Regions from separate parts of the Homo sapiens genome. Here region 2 is linked to region 1. Evidence: chromatin loops called from intact Hi-C (ENCODE). Cell type or tissue: HCT116. All regions are shown on one strand. Links, peaks and the distances in the headings refer to the core of each region. The heading gives the core; the rest is flanking DNA.

Evidence for each region. Hi-C counts contacts between places; a loop is a spot of excess contacts. Peaks named below come from ENCODE experiments on the same cell type or tissue, not always from the same donor. Only the 100,000 strongest peaks of a DNase experiment are listed, where the experiment ranks them.
Region 2: a loop joins it to region 1, with 14 times the contacts of the local background. A loop is called at or near these places in 21 of 110 quality-filtered maps.

The regions. Positions count from the first base shown.
Region 1 is chr9:37,909,618-37,915,796 of GRCh38, forward strand. It overlaps the pseudogene PAICSP1. Among named protein-coding and RNA genes, the nearest start is that of SLC25A51, 8.6 kb to the left of the region's middle. In HCT116, for the core only: a CTCF peak has its summit at 4,153 (motif pointing right); a DNase peak (open chromatin) is centred at 4,204; H3K27ac peaks cover 284 bases.
Region 2 is chr9:38,261,209-38,267,387 of GRCh38, forward strand. No RefSeq gene overlaps it. Among named protein-coding and RNA genes, the nearest start is that of ALDH1B1, 130 kb to the right of the region's middle. In HCT116, for the core only: a CTCF peak has its summit at 2,588; a DNase peak (open chromatin) is centred at 2,513.

The sequences.
Region 1 (6,179 bases), core at 2,180-6,179:
CTATGACCTCCCCCTGGGCCTCCACCACTGAATCCAACTTCTGCTTTTCCTAGCATCGCTTCACCTTTCTGAACCTCAGTTTTTCTTTTCTGATATATTTTGTTTACTTCTTTTGTTTATTTTTTATTTTTATTTTATTTTTTGAGACGGAGTCTCGCTCTGTTGCCCAGGCTGGAGTACAGTGGCGAAATCCCTGCCCACTGCAACCTCCACCTCCTGGGTTCAAGCACTTCTCCTGCCTCAGTCTCCCAAGTAACTGGGACTATAGGCACCTGCCACCATGCCTGGCTAATTTTTGTATTTTTAGTAGAGAGGGGGGTTTCACCACGTTGGCCAGGCTGGTCTTGAACTCCTGACCTCAAGTGATCCGCCCGCCTTGGCCTCCCAAAATACTGGGATTACAGACGTGAGCCACCATGCCCGGCCTGTTTATTTTGAGACAGGGCCTCCCTGTGTTGCCCAAGCTGAAGTGCAGTGGCAAGATCTCAGTTCACTGCAGTCTCCACTTCCTGGGCTCAAGTGATCTTCCCACTTCAGCCTCCCAAGTAGCTGGGACTACAGGTGTGCAGTACCACACCTGGCTAATTTTTGTATTTTTTTTTTTTTTTTGTAGAGATGGGTTTTTCTCCATGTTGCCCAGGCTGGTCTTGAACTCCTGAACTCAAATGCTCCTCCCTCCTCGGCCTCCCAAAGTACTTGGATTACAGACATGAGCCACCACACCAGGCCTGAACTTCAGTTTCTCATCTGCACAGCAGGACTCCCATTGTGGGAGACCAATGCATGTACAATGTGAGGCGCACATAGAGTAAACCCGCCACAGATAGGATCTTTTATCATTGTTACTTCAGCTAACAAATACTTATTGAGCACCTACTGTATGCCAGCAGCTGTCCTAGATCCCTGCTTGTGTGGAGTCTGCATTCTGGTTCCGTTCTAGGGGTTGGAGACAGACAATAGATAATGAACACAATACATGTTTAATATTTAAAGAATAAAGCTGCTGCACAGATTTAACATTTAAACAATAAGACAATAAATAGGTTCAACATTGACATAAATAAATGTAATTATTTAAATAGTAAACAAAACAGATGCTTTTTTTTTTTTCTGTTGCCGAAGCTGGAGTGCAGTGGTGCCATGCTGGCTCACTGCAACCTCCGCCTCCCAGGTTTAAGCGATTCTCCTGCCTCAGCCTCCCAAGTAGCTGGGATTACAGGCATCTGCCACCACACCTGGCTAATTTTTCTATTTTTAGTAGAGACAGGGTTTCGCCATGTTGGCCAGGCTGGTCTCAAACTCCTGACCTCATGTGATCCACCTGCCTCGGCCTCCCAAAGTGTTGGGATTACAGGCATGAGCCACCGCTCCTGGCCAACAGATGCTTATTATTTAGATAATAACTATAGTGTGTTAGAATTAATTTAAATAACAGAGAAAGATGGGATGTTAGAGGATGCTGAGAAAGGGGATGGAGAGAACTCTGTGAGCACTGCTCTGGGACGTCCAGCTGGAGAGGAAGAAGATCTTAAGAGCTGTGGTCTCAACTTCAGGAGATGTCCAGTGAGGCTGGAGCATTTTTTATTTATAAAATAGACTCCACTTCTTGCCTCCCACAGGAAGCCTTTCTGGCACCCTAGACCCTCTTTGCTTTGAAATCCTGTGGCTACACTGGCCTCTGCCATCACACTTTGTTCTCATCCTAGCTGACCTCTGAAGGTTGATGACGCTAAGCCTTGCTAAGGGCAGTCATTCAACACCGCGTGTAATCTTTGCAGCAACCCTGTGAGGCTGCTGGTTTTGTGTTACTTTGCAGCAGAGGAAGCGGAAGCTTTTGCAGTTTGCCCAGGTCACACAGCTGGAAAGGGACGGAATTAGACTAAGTTCCCCCTGGGTGATGGCTGTTTCTCTGCTCACCTGCGTCCTGGACCTGAGGAGGGCAGGGCTCCTTCTGAGCTTCTCTGGGTTTCCCCAGCCCCAGCTCCAGCCCCTGACCCTGGCTCTCTCACAGGGGCAGAGGGAGGGTCTACTGAATGGGAGGTAAGGGGCTTGCCCTTGGGGTAAAAGGACAACTGTTCCGGCTTGCTGGGACCATCCTGGTGTTAGCCCTCAGAGTCCTGCACCCTGAAAAGCTTCTCTTATAGGGACAACTACTCACCCTACATGCAGAGCCCAGTCTCCTGTCCAACCCCATGGGTAGCCTGAATTCATGCTGTCCCTGAAGAGAAAAGCTACTTACAGTGTGCCTCATGTTTTAGGCAAGGTCCAAGTTGCTAAAAGTCTTTAAAGGTAACAGGACAGCTTTTCTGTGGGGGCACTCCCGGACACAGCAGTGGAAGAGGAACTGACGCATCTCTGGAGGACAGGAAGTCTTGAAGATGTACCTAACCTTTGACCTCATAATGCCCCGTCTATTAATTTCTCCTTACAAAAAAACCAGAAATATGGATAAAGATTTCTGAACAATTCCCTGCAGAGCTGGTTATACAAAAATTTGAATAAGTTAAATTAAGGTAGAGGCCAGGTGCAGTGGCTCACGCCTGTAATCCCAGCACTTTGGGAGGCCAAGGCAGGCGGATCATTTGAGGTCAGGAGTTCCAGACCAGCCTGGCCAACATGGTGAAACCCCATGTCTACTAAAAATACAAAAAGTAGCTGGGCATGGTGGTAGGCGCCTGTAATCCCAGCTACTTGGGAGGCTGCGGCAGGAGAATCGCTTGAACCTAGGAGGCAGAGGTTGCAGTGAGCTGAGATCATGCCACTGCACTCCAGCCTGGGCGACAAGAGTGAAACTCTGTTTTTTAAAAAAAAAAAAATTTAGGTAGAAAATACGATACAGCTATTTAAAAAAAGATCATATTGTAGGAGATTTAATAACAGAGGAAAAGGGACACGACACTGTGTTAAGCAGAAGATGGAGGCTATAGAACTATGTAAACATGGCTTGAGCCCAATTTTAATTTAAAATAATTATATATGTGCATAGAGAAAAAGACTGAGGTGATACTTCAGAACGTGAATGTACTGTTCTTTGAGTTTAGGGTAATTTTTATTTTCTTCTTTATGTTTTCCTGAAATACAAATTTCCATTACTAATACAAGTAAAAAAAAATTTTTTTTTTTGAGACAGAGTCTTGCTCTGTCACCCAGGCTGGAGTGCAGTGGCCCGATCTTGGCTCCTCCGCCTCCTGGGTTCAAGCGATTCTCCTGCCTCAGCCTCCCAAGTAACTGGGACTACAGGTGCCCATTACCACACCCGGCTAATTTTTGTACTTTTAGTAGAGATGGGGTTTCACCATTTTGGCCAGGCTGGTCTTGAATTCCTGGCCTCAAGTGATCTGCCTGCCTTAGCCTCCCAAAGAGTTGGGATTACAGGTGTGAGCCACCGTGCCCAGCCACAAGCACAAACTTTGTGTGGTTTTTTTTTTTTTTTTTTTGAGATGGAGTCTTGCTCTGTTGCCCAGGCTGGAGTGCAGTGGCAGGATCTCGGCTCACTGCAACTTTGCTTCCTGGGGTCAAGTGATTCTCCTGCCTCAGCCTCCTGAGTAGCTGGGATTATAGGCGCCAGCCACCATGGCTGGCTAATTTTTGTATTTTTAGTAGAGACGGGGTTTCGCCATGTTGGCCAGGCTGGTCTTGAACTCCTGACCTCAAGTGATCCGCCTGCCTTGGCCTCCCAAAGTGCTGGGATTACATGTGTGAACCACTGCGCCAGGCCACAAAGTACACATTAATTTTATAATTGGAAGTCAGTAACTTTGAAATAATATTGCATAAAATTGTTCCGTACTGAGCCCTTCTGATTCGGCCTGACCTCCCTTCCCAGTGGGCATGAATGGGCTTGACTTTAGAGTACACTGCAGTGGGAAAAGCTTGGATCGGGAGTCAGAGGGAGCCTCCCAGCTCTTGCTGAAGTTGTTTCCTTTGCCTAGGATGCCCGTACTCCCTGCGTGTTGAGGCCTGGCTCAGATGCCACTTCTACTGTCTCTTCTGCTGGAGCACCCATCATTCATCACTCCGCACTGCCTGCCGTTTATCTGTTTACATGCCTTCCTCTTCCTTCTCTGGGCCTGCAGAAGTTCTCCTTCTGTAACTGACAGGGTGACTTGGAGGTGGCATTTCTGCTCCCTGGGACTGGCTGCAATACTAAAGAAAACCACACGAGGGCACTAGAGCCACACTGGTGGCTTCCTGCCATCCTGGTCAGATCACAGCTTAGGAAACTGTCCCCCAAGCCAGAGATGACACCAGTCACTACAGGCCTGGGATGCTCCCACTTGGGGGAGCCAATGAGGAAAGAAATGGCTCATCAACTCTGAGAAGAATCCCCCAGCCCTACCCTAGTCTTCCCAGAGCTGCACTGGCCAAGGCGACCCTTGGAGCTGGTCGCCCTCAAGCACCCCAAGGCATGTGGAGAGGGACTTGCTGTGTGGCCTTGAGCATGCCTCTGTCCCTGTCTGGGCCTCCATTTCTGGCCCGCCTTGCTGGCTCTCTGTGCAGGGATGAAGGCATCTGGCGACCCACCGCTTCCTGTGGACTCTGATGAGGAAGGGGTTTCTTGTGCTCAGTCTCCTGCTCCTGGTCACCAGCTTGCCCTGTCTGTTTCATGCTCAATGTGTGTTAAATTGAACTGAAAGAGAAATACCCGCCACCACCGCCACCCACCACCACGCAGAACACATTCTAGAGGTGACCTTTCCTCCCTCCCTTCAGGAAATTCCCGGTGGCAGAGCACTGGCATTGCCTGTGGCCCCTTGGTCCTGACCAAGCTCAGGAATGTTTTCTGTCACCAGGACCCTGTGCCAGGGCTTTGCCCTCCCCGAGCACAGGCGTTCCCCGGGTGTGTGTGTGTGCACGTGCATGTGTATGCTGGGGCATGGGGGTGTTGGTGTCAATGCTCTGAGGGAGCCTGACAGTTGGAGGTGTGGATTCTGGGACACTGGGATGTATCGGGGAGGTGGGGGAGAGGGGAAGAGGTGAACCAAAGCCCTGGAGTCCTGGAGAGTCGGGGAGGAAGGGGGCCAGCTGGGGAGACAGACAGCCACATTCTTGAAAAGGAGAAGGGAGGGAGGAGTGGCAACTAAGTTCCTGCGGAGGCGGGGGCGGGGGTTGGGGGGGTCGAGGAATCACTCCAGAGCAGGCCCCCAACATGCTGGGGAATGCTGTGCCCCTTCAGGTGTAGGTGAGGAGGGGCTTGGGCGCAGACCTTCCAGGTGGACCTGGGCTGCCTAATGCTGTCATCATGGCGATGGTGGCAGGCAAACAATGGCAGATTTTGTGCCAAGACTCGTGTCCTGCCCTTCTCTCCTTAAGAATTCAGCTCCTCTAGGAAACAGGTGGCCAGCATCTCCCCATCTTTGGGGAGACCCTCCCTGCCCTGCCCTGTTCATTTGCCTCTGCGGAATGAGGCCTCTGGAGTCCCAGGAGTCTGGCCACCTCCCACCAGGGCAGGCTGCACCACATTAGGCTCTGATGGACTCACCCTGATGATTCTACCACCTGTTATCTCTGCATAGACCATCCAGCCCGCCAGGATCTCTGCTGAACTCCTACCATCCCCCAAGGCCCAACTTTCCCTGACCGCTGCAAGCAGATTCAATTCCCTCTCATCTGGGATCCCACAGCTCCTTGGGTTGTTTTTACACACTGGAAACTTCTTGAGGGCAGGGGCTGAGTCCCATTCACCACTGTATCCACCAGACCTGAGGACCAGTAGGTACTCACTGAATGTCTGCTGAACGAATTCATTTATTTCCATTGAGCTCATTAGGCCTCTCTCTTCCTCATAATTAGGAAGCAGAAAGGTTGCTTTTTCCTTTAACAATCCACCTTTGGAAGCTGATGGCAAGAGCTCAGCTTTTGCAAGCAGAAGGCAGTCCAGCTAGATTCCTGGGGCACATGACTGCATTAAAAAACAAACAAACAAAAATCATGCATGCTCAAGGAGGTGCATTTAAAGGAGACACTGTGTGGCCAGGCACCCGCCAGTAATCCCAGGACTTTGGGAGGCCAAGGTGGGAGGATCCCTTAAGCCCAGGAGTGAGACCAGTAGCCTGGCCAACATGGCAAAACCCCATCTCTACTAAAAATGGAAAAATTAGCTGGGCATGGTGGTGCATGTCTGTAGTCTCCGCTATGTGGGAGGCTCAGGTAGGAGGATCACCAGAGCCTGGGAGGCA
Region 2 (6,179 bases), core at 811-4,810, 350 kb after region 1:
TCATTGCAACCTCTGCCTCCCAGGTTCAAGTAATTCTCCTGCCTCAGCCTTCAGAGTAGCTGGGATTACAGGTACCTGCCACCATGCCTGGCTGATGTTTTGCATTTTTATTTTTATTTATTTATTATTTATTTATTTATTTATTTATTTATTTATTTATTTATTTAGAGATGGAGTCTTGCTCTGTTGCCCAGGCTGGAGTGCAGTGGCACAATCTTGGCTCACTGCAAGCTCCACCTTCCAGGTTCTTGCCATTCTCCTGCCTCAGCCTCCCGAGTAGCTGGGACTACAGGCGCCCACCATGATGCCCGGCTAATCTTTTGTATTTTTAGTAGAGACAGGGTTTCACTGTGTTAGCCAAGATGATCTCGATCTCCTGACCTCGTGATCCGCCCACCTCGGCCTCCCAAAGTGCTGGGATTACAGGCGTGAGCCACCACGCCAGGCCGATTTTTTGTATTTTTAGTAGAGCTGGGGTTTCACCATGTCATCCAGGCTGGCCTCAAACTCCTGACCTCAGGTGATCCACCTGCCTCAGCCTCCCAAAATGCTGGGATTACAGGCATGAGCCACCACGCCTGGCCTAATGGTATTTCTTAACTGGACCCTGTATTAGTCCATTTTCACGTTGCTGATAAAGACATACCCAAGACTGGGCAATTTACAAAAGAAAGGGGTTTAATTGGACTTACAGTTCCATGTGGCTGGGGAAGCCTCACAATCAAGGTGGAAGGCAAGGAGGAGCAAGTCATGTCTTACGTGGATGGCAGCAAGCAAAAAGAGAGCTTGTGCAGGAAAACTCCCCCTTATAATAACCATCAGATCTCATGAGATTTACTCACCATCCTGAGAACAGAACGGGAAAATCTGCCCCCATAATTCAATTACCTCCCACTGGGTCCCTCCCACAACACATGGGAGTTCAAGATGAGATTTAGGTGAGGACACAGCCAAACCTTATCAGACCCTGACTGACATAGTCTATGTGTGTACTCTAATTTACTCACATATTCTTCTATTGATTGACATTTTAGATTGACATTATTTATGGTTGCTAGCAAGGCTGCAAGCCTTATTTGTCTGCTGGGCACATATAAGAGCATATTTCTCAGACAAAGACCTAGAAGTGGCTTTGCTGGATGAAAAGGTCTTGTTTACTTAATAAAGGGCCAGGGAAAACCAGGCCCAGACAGGGAAAGGATTTACTCAGGCTTACACAGAAAGTCCATGGTGGAGCTGGAATTGGGCACCTGCTCCCATGCTCTCTGGTTACAAAATGTAGAATTTTCCCTTGCTTCCTTGTCTTTCAGTCAATGCCCATCTTTACCTTGGTATACAGAAATGGCAGAGACTGAATTAGGTCAGGGTGATGAGATCTTTAGAGAAAAGTGATCAGCAGAAGGGAGGGCTCAGAGAAGGTGGCCACTGTCACCCTCACCCTCATCAGGGCTTCCATTCCTAACTCAGAATTGCAGCAAAAGAAACAGGTGGCAGGATGGGCACAGTGGCTCATGCCTGTAATCCCAGCACTTTGGGAGGCCAAGGCAGGTGTATCACTTGAGGTCAGGAGTTTGAGACCAGCCTGGCCAACATGGTGAAGCCCTGTCCCTACTAAAAATACAAATATTATCTGGGTGTGATGGCACACCTGTAATTCCTAGCTACTCGAGAGGCTGAGGCACAAAAATCACTTGAACCCAGGAGGCAGAAATTGCAGTGAGCCAAGATTGCATCACTGCATTCCAGCCTGGGTGACAGAGTGAGACTCTGTCAAAACAAAAACAAACAAACAAACAAACAAACAAAAAAAAAAAAGGAAAAAGAAAGAGCAAGCAAGCAGAGGGAGGAGGCTTCACCTTTCCTAATGCACATAGTCTGGCTAACAATAAGAGAGTAGGCTGGGCTTCTGGTTCCAAAATGGCAGCGTAGAAGCAAGCTGGCTTCACTTCCCCCTACGTAGGAAACCAAAAATAAATATACAGTGCCAAGATTATCACCAGTAATATCCCAGAACTCAAGAATGAAGATGAAACAGTTCCTGGGGCCACAGAGAATTGAAAAATCTCTAAGCAGACAGTAAGAAAAATTGAGCTTCACAATTGTGAACCCCTTCTCCCATTCTTCCCAGCACCAAGAGCATGAAAAAATTTCCCCCAACACACAATGTCTACAGTAGAAAAAGTGAGATCGAGGTGGACAACCAGCTTCCCCACCACCTTGGTTTCCCTGGCAGTAGACCTCTGCCTAAACCATGGGAAGCATCACTAAGTGACCAAAGAGAGAACTATCCCTGAGGACAGGCAGACAGAAAGTGGGGAGGTGAGACAAGCATCCTCATCTCTGGAAATTCTGCTTTGTAACTTTGCCAAAGGAGACATTAAATCAGAGTGGTGGTTCATTTGCACTATGCTGTAGGAGGTCCATTCCACAGGTCCCCTGGGCACAAACCCCTAGCCAGGCTTCCCACACTGCTGAGAAACCCCATTTAGGAAGGGCAGTGCTCCAATCATTTACTACAGCCAAAGCAAATGTGGGCTTAAGATGCCATCTAGAGCCAAAAAGAAGACAGTGATTTAGCAATAAAGAACCTCTAAGCAAATATATCCAATAAAAGCAAAACAAGCTATATGGAGATTAAAATGAATAACGAATCCCTCAATGCAAAGACATAGACACACATCCACAAGAACCAACAGCAGACAGAGAACCATGAACTCTCCAAATGGACAAAGCAAGGAATCAGTAATGGACCCCAGCAAGACAATGATGTGTGAGCTCTCTGAGCAACAATTCAAAATAGCAGTTTTAAGGACACTCAGGGATCTTCAAGGTAATGCGGGAAAGCAATTTAGAAGTTTATTAGAGAGATTCAACAAAGAGATTGAAATAACAAAATAATCAAACAGAAATCTTAAAACTGAGAAATACATTTGCTGAATTGAAAAATTCATTAGAGGCTCCCAACAGCAAAATAGATCAAGCAGAGGAAAGAATCAGTGAGCTTGAAACCAGGCTATTTGAAAATACACAGTCAGAGGAGAAAAAAATAATGAAAAGCAAACAAGATATAGAAAATTACCTCAAAAGACCAAATCTAAGCGTTATTGATGTTCAAGATGGAGCTGAGAAAGAGCAAGAGGTGGAAAGCTTATTTAAAGAAATAATAACAGAAAACTTTCCAAAACTTGAGAAAGATATAAACATCCAGGTACAGGAAGGCCGGAGAACACCAGACAGATTTGATTCAAACAAGGTTACTCCAAGGCATATCATAATCAAACTCTCAAATGTCAAGGACAAAGAGAAGATCCTAAAAATAGCAAGAGAAAAGAAGCAAGTAAAACATAAAGTCTTTCTGGCAAGAGACTTCTCAATGGAAACCATATAGGTCAGGAGGGAGTGACATGACATTTTTAAAGTGCTGAAAGGAAAAAACTACCATCAAAAAATACTGTATCAAGCAAAGTTATTCTTCAAAAATGAAGGAGAGATAGACTTTTCCAGACAAACAAAAGCTGAGAGAATTCACCACCACCAGGTTCATCTTACAAGAAATGCTAAAGGTTTTCGGATAATATCTACTGTAAGGAAAAAAAAGAAAGAAAGAAATGCTAAAGGGAGTTATTCAATCTGAAAGAAAAAAACACTAATATGCAAAAACAAAACAAAATTTAAAATATTTGAAGGTATAAAACACACTGGTAAAATTAAGTACATGCACAAATGCAGAATACTCTAATATTGTAATTGTGGTATGAAATGCACTTATAACTCTAGTATGAAACCCAAAATATAAATCTGTCAAAAACAATAATAGCTACAACAACCTGTTAAGAGACAGGTAATATAAAAATATGTAAATTGAAACAACTAACAGTCAAAATGTGGAGGCGATGGAGTTACAATGTAAACTTTTATTTTCATTTTTTCTTTGTTTCTATTCTATGTGATCTAAAATAAGATATCTTCTCTTTAAAATAATGTTACATCTATAAGTTTTTTTTTTGTAAACCGCATGGTAATCACAATGCAAACCCTATAGTGAGTTCACTAAAAATAAAAAATGACAAATTAGGCTGAGCGTGGTGGCTCACACTTGTGATCCCAGCACTTTGGGAGGCCGAGGTGGGTGGATCACCTGAGCTCAGGAGTTCAAGACCAGCCTGGCCAACATGGCAAAACCCTGTCTGTACTAAAAATACAAAAATTAGCCAGATGTGGTGGCAGGTGCCTGTAATCCCAGGTACTTGGGAGGCTGAGGCAGGAGAATCACTTGGACCTGGGAGGCAGGGGTTGCAATGAGTTGAGATTGCACCACTGTACTCCAGCCTAGGAGACAGAGCAAGACTCTGTCTCCAAAAAAACCAACAAAAACAAATTAAAACATACTGCCAGAGAAGATCACTGAACCACAAAGTAAGGCAGTAAGAAATGAAGAAAGGAAGAGAAGAGTTACAAAACAATCAGAAAACAAGCAACAGAATGACAGTAGTGAGTCCTTAGTTGTCAATAATAGTACTAAATATAAAGGAACTCAATTCTCCAATTAAAAGGAAGAGAGTGGCTGAATGGATAGAAATGAGATCCAACTATATGCTGCCTACAAGAAACCCACCTGTAAAGATAGACTGAAAATGAAGGGGTAAAAAAAGAGTCCGTACAACTGGAACCAAAAAAAAAAAAAAAAAAGCAGAAGTAGCTATAGCTATAGTTAGATAAATAGACTACAAGTCAGTCAAAGATTGTAAAAAGAGACAAAGAAAGTCACTATATAATGATAAAGGGGTCAGTTTCTCAAGCAGATGTAACAATTTTAAATATGTAGGCACTCAACACCAGAGATCCCAAATATGAAAAGCAATCTAAAGCAAGAGATAGATTGCAATACAATAATAGTAGGGGACTTTAACACCCCACTCTCAGTGATGGAAAGATCATTCAGATTCTCTACAATAAATTTTTTAAATTAGCTGGGTACGGTGGTGCATGCCTGTAGTTCTAGGTACTTAGGAGGTTGAGATGGGAGGATCACTTGAGCCCAGGAGTTCAAGGCTTCAGTGAGGTAAGATTACACTACTGCACTCCAGCCTGGGTGACAGAGTGAGACTGTCTCTTAAAAAACAAAAATAAACAAAGCCGAAGAATTAATGCCAATTCTACTCAAACTCTTCAAAAAAATAGAGGAGGAATACTTCCAAACTCATTCTATCTATGAGGCCAGCATTACCCTGATATCAAAACCAGACAAGGATACAGCAAGAAAAGAAAACTGTAGGCCAATATTTCTGATGAACCAAGATGCAAAAATTCCCAATAAAATACTAGCAAACCAAATTCTACAACACACTAAAGAGATCATTAACCATGATCAAGTGGGATTTATCCCCGGTATGCAAGGATGGTTCAACATACACAAATCAATAAACATAATACATGACATTCACAGAACCAAGAACTAAGAATGAAAAACATATGACTATTTCAATAGATGCCAGAAAGGCATTTGATAAAATTCAACATCCATTTATGATAAAGACCTTCATCAAACTGGGAATGGAAGGAATATACCTCAAAATAATAAAGGTCATATATAACAAATCCATAGCCAACATTGTTCTGAACAGGGAAAAATTGAAGGCCTTTCCTCTGAGATCTGGAACAAGACAAAGATGCCTATTTTTTACCACTTTTATTCAACGTAATACTGGAAGTCCTGGCCAGAGCAAGTAGGCAAGAGAAAGAAATAAAGGGCATCCCAATTGGAAAGGAAGAAGTCAGATTAGCCTTGCTCTCAGACAACAGGATCTTATATTTAGAAAAACCTAAGGACTCCACCAAAAAAACTGTTAGAACTGATAAATGAATTCAGTAATGTTGCAGGATACAAAATCAGCATACAAAATTCAGTAGCATTTATATATGCCAACAGTGAATAATCTGAGAAAAATTGAGAAATCTGTTTACAATAGCTATAAAGAATATAAAATACGCAGAAATCAATTTAGCCAAAGAACTGAAACATCTATACAAGGAAAACTATAAAACACTGATGAAAGAAATTGAAGAGGACACCAAAAAATGGCAAAATATTCCATGCTCATGGATTGGAAGAATCTGTATTGAAATGACAATACTACCCAAAGCAATTTACAGATTCAATGCAATGCTTATCAAAATAC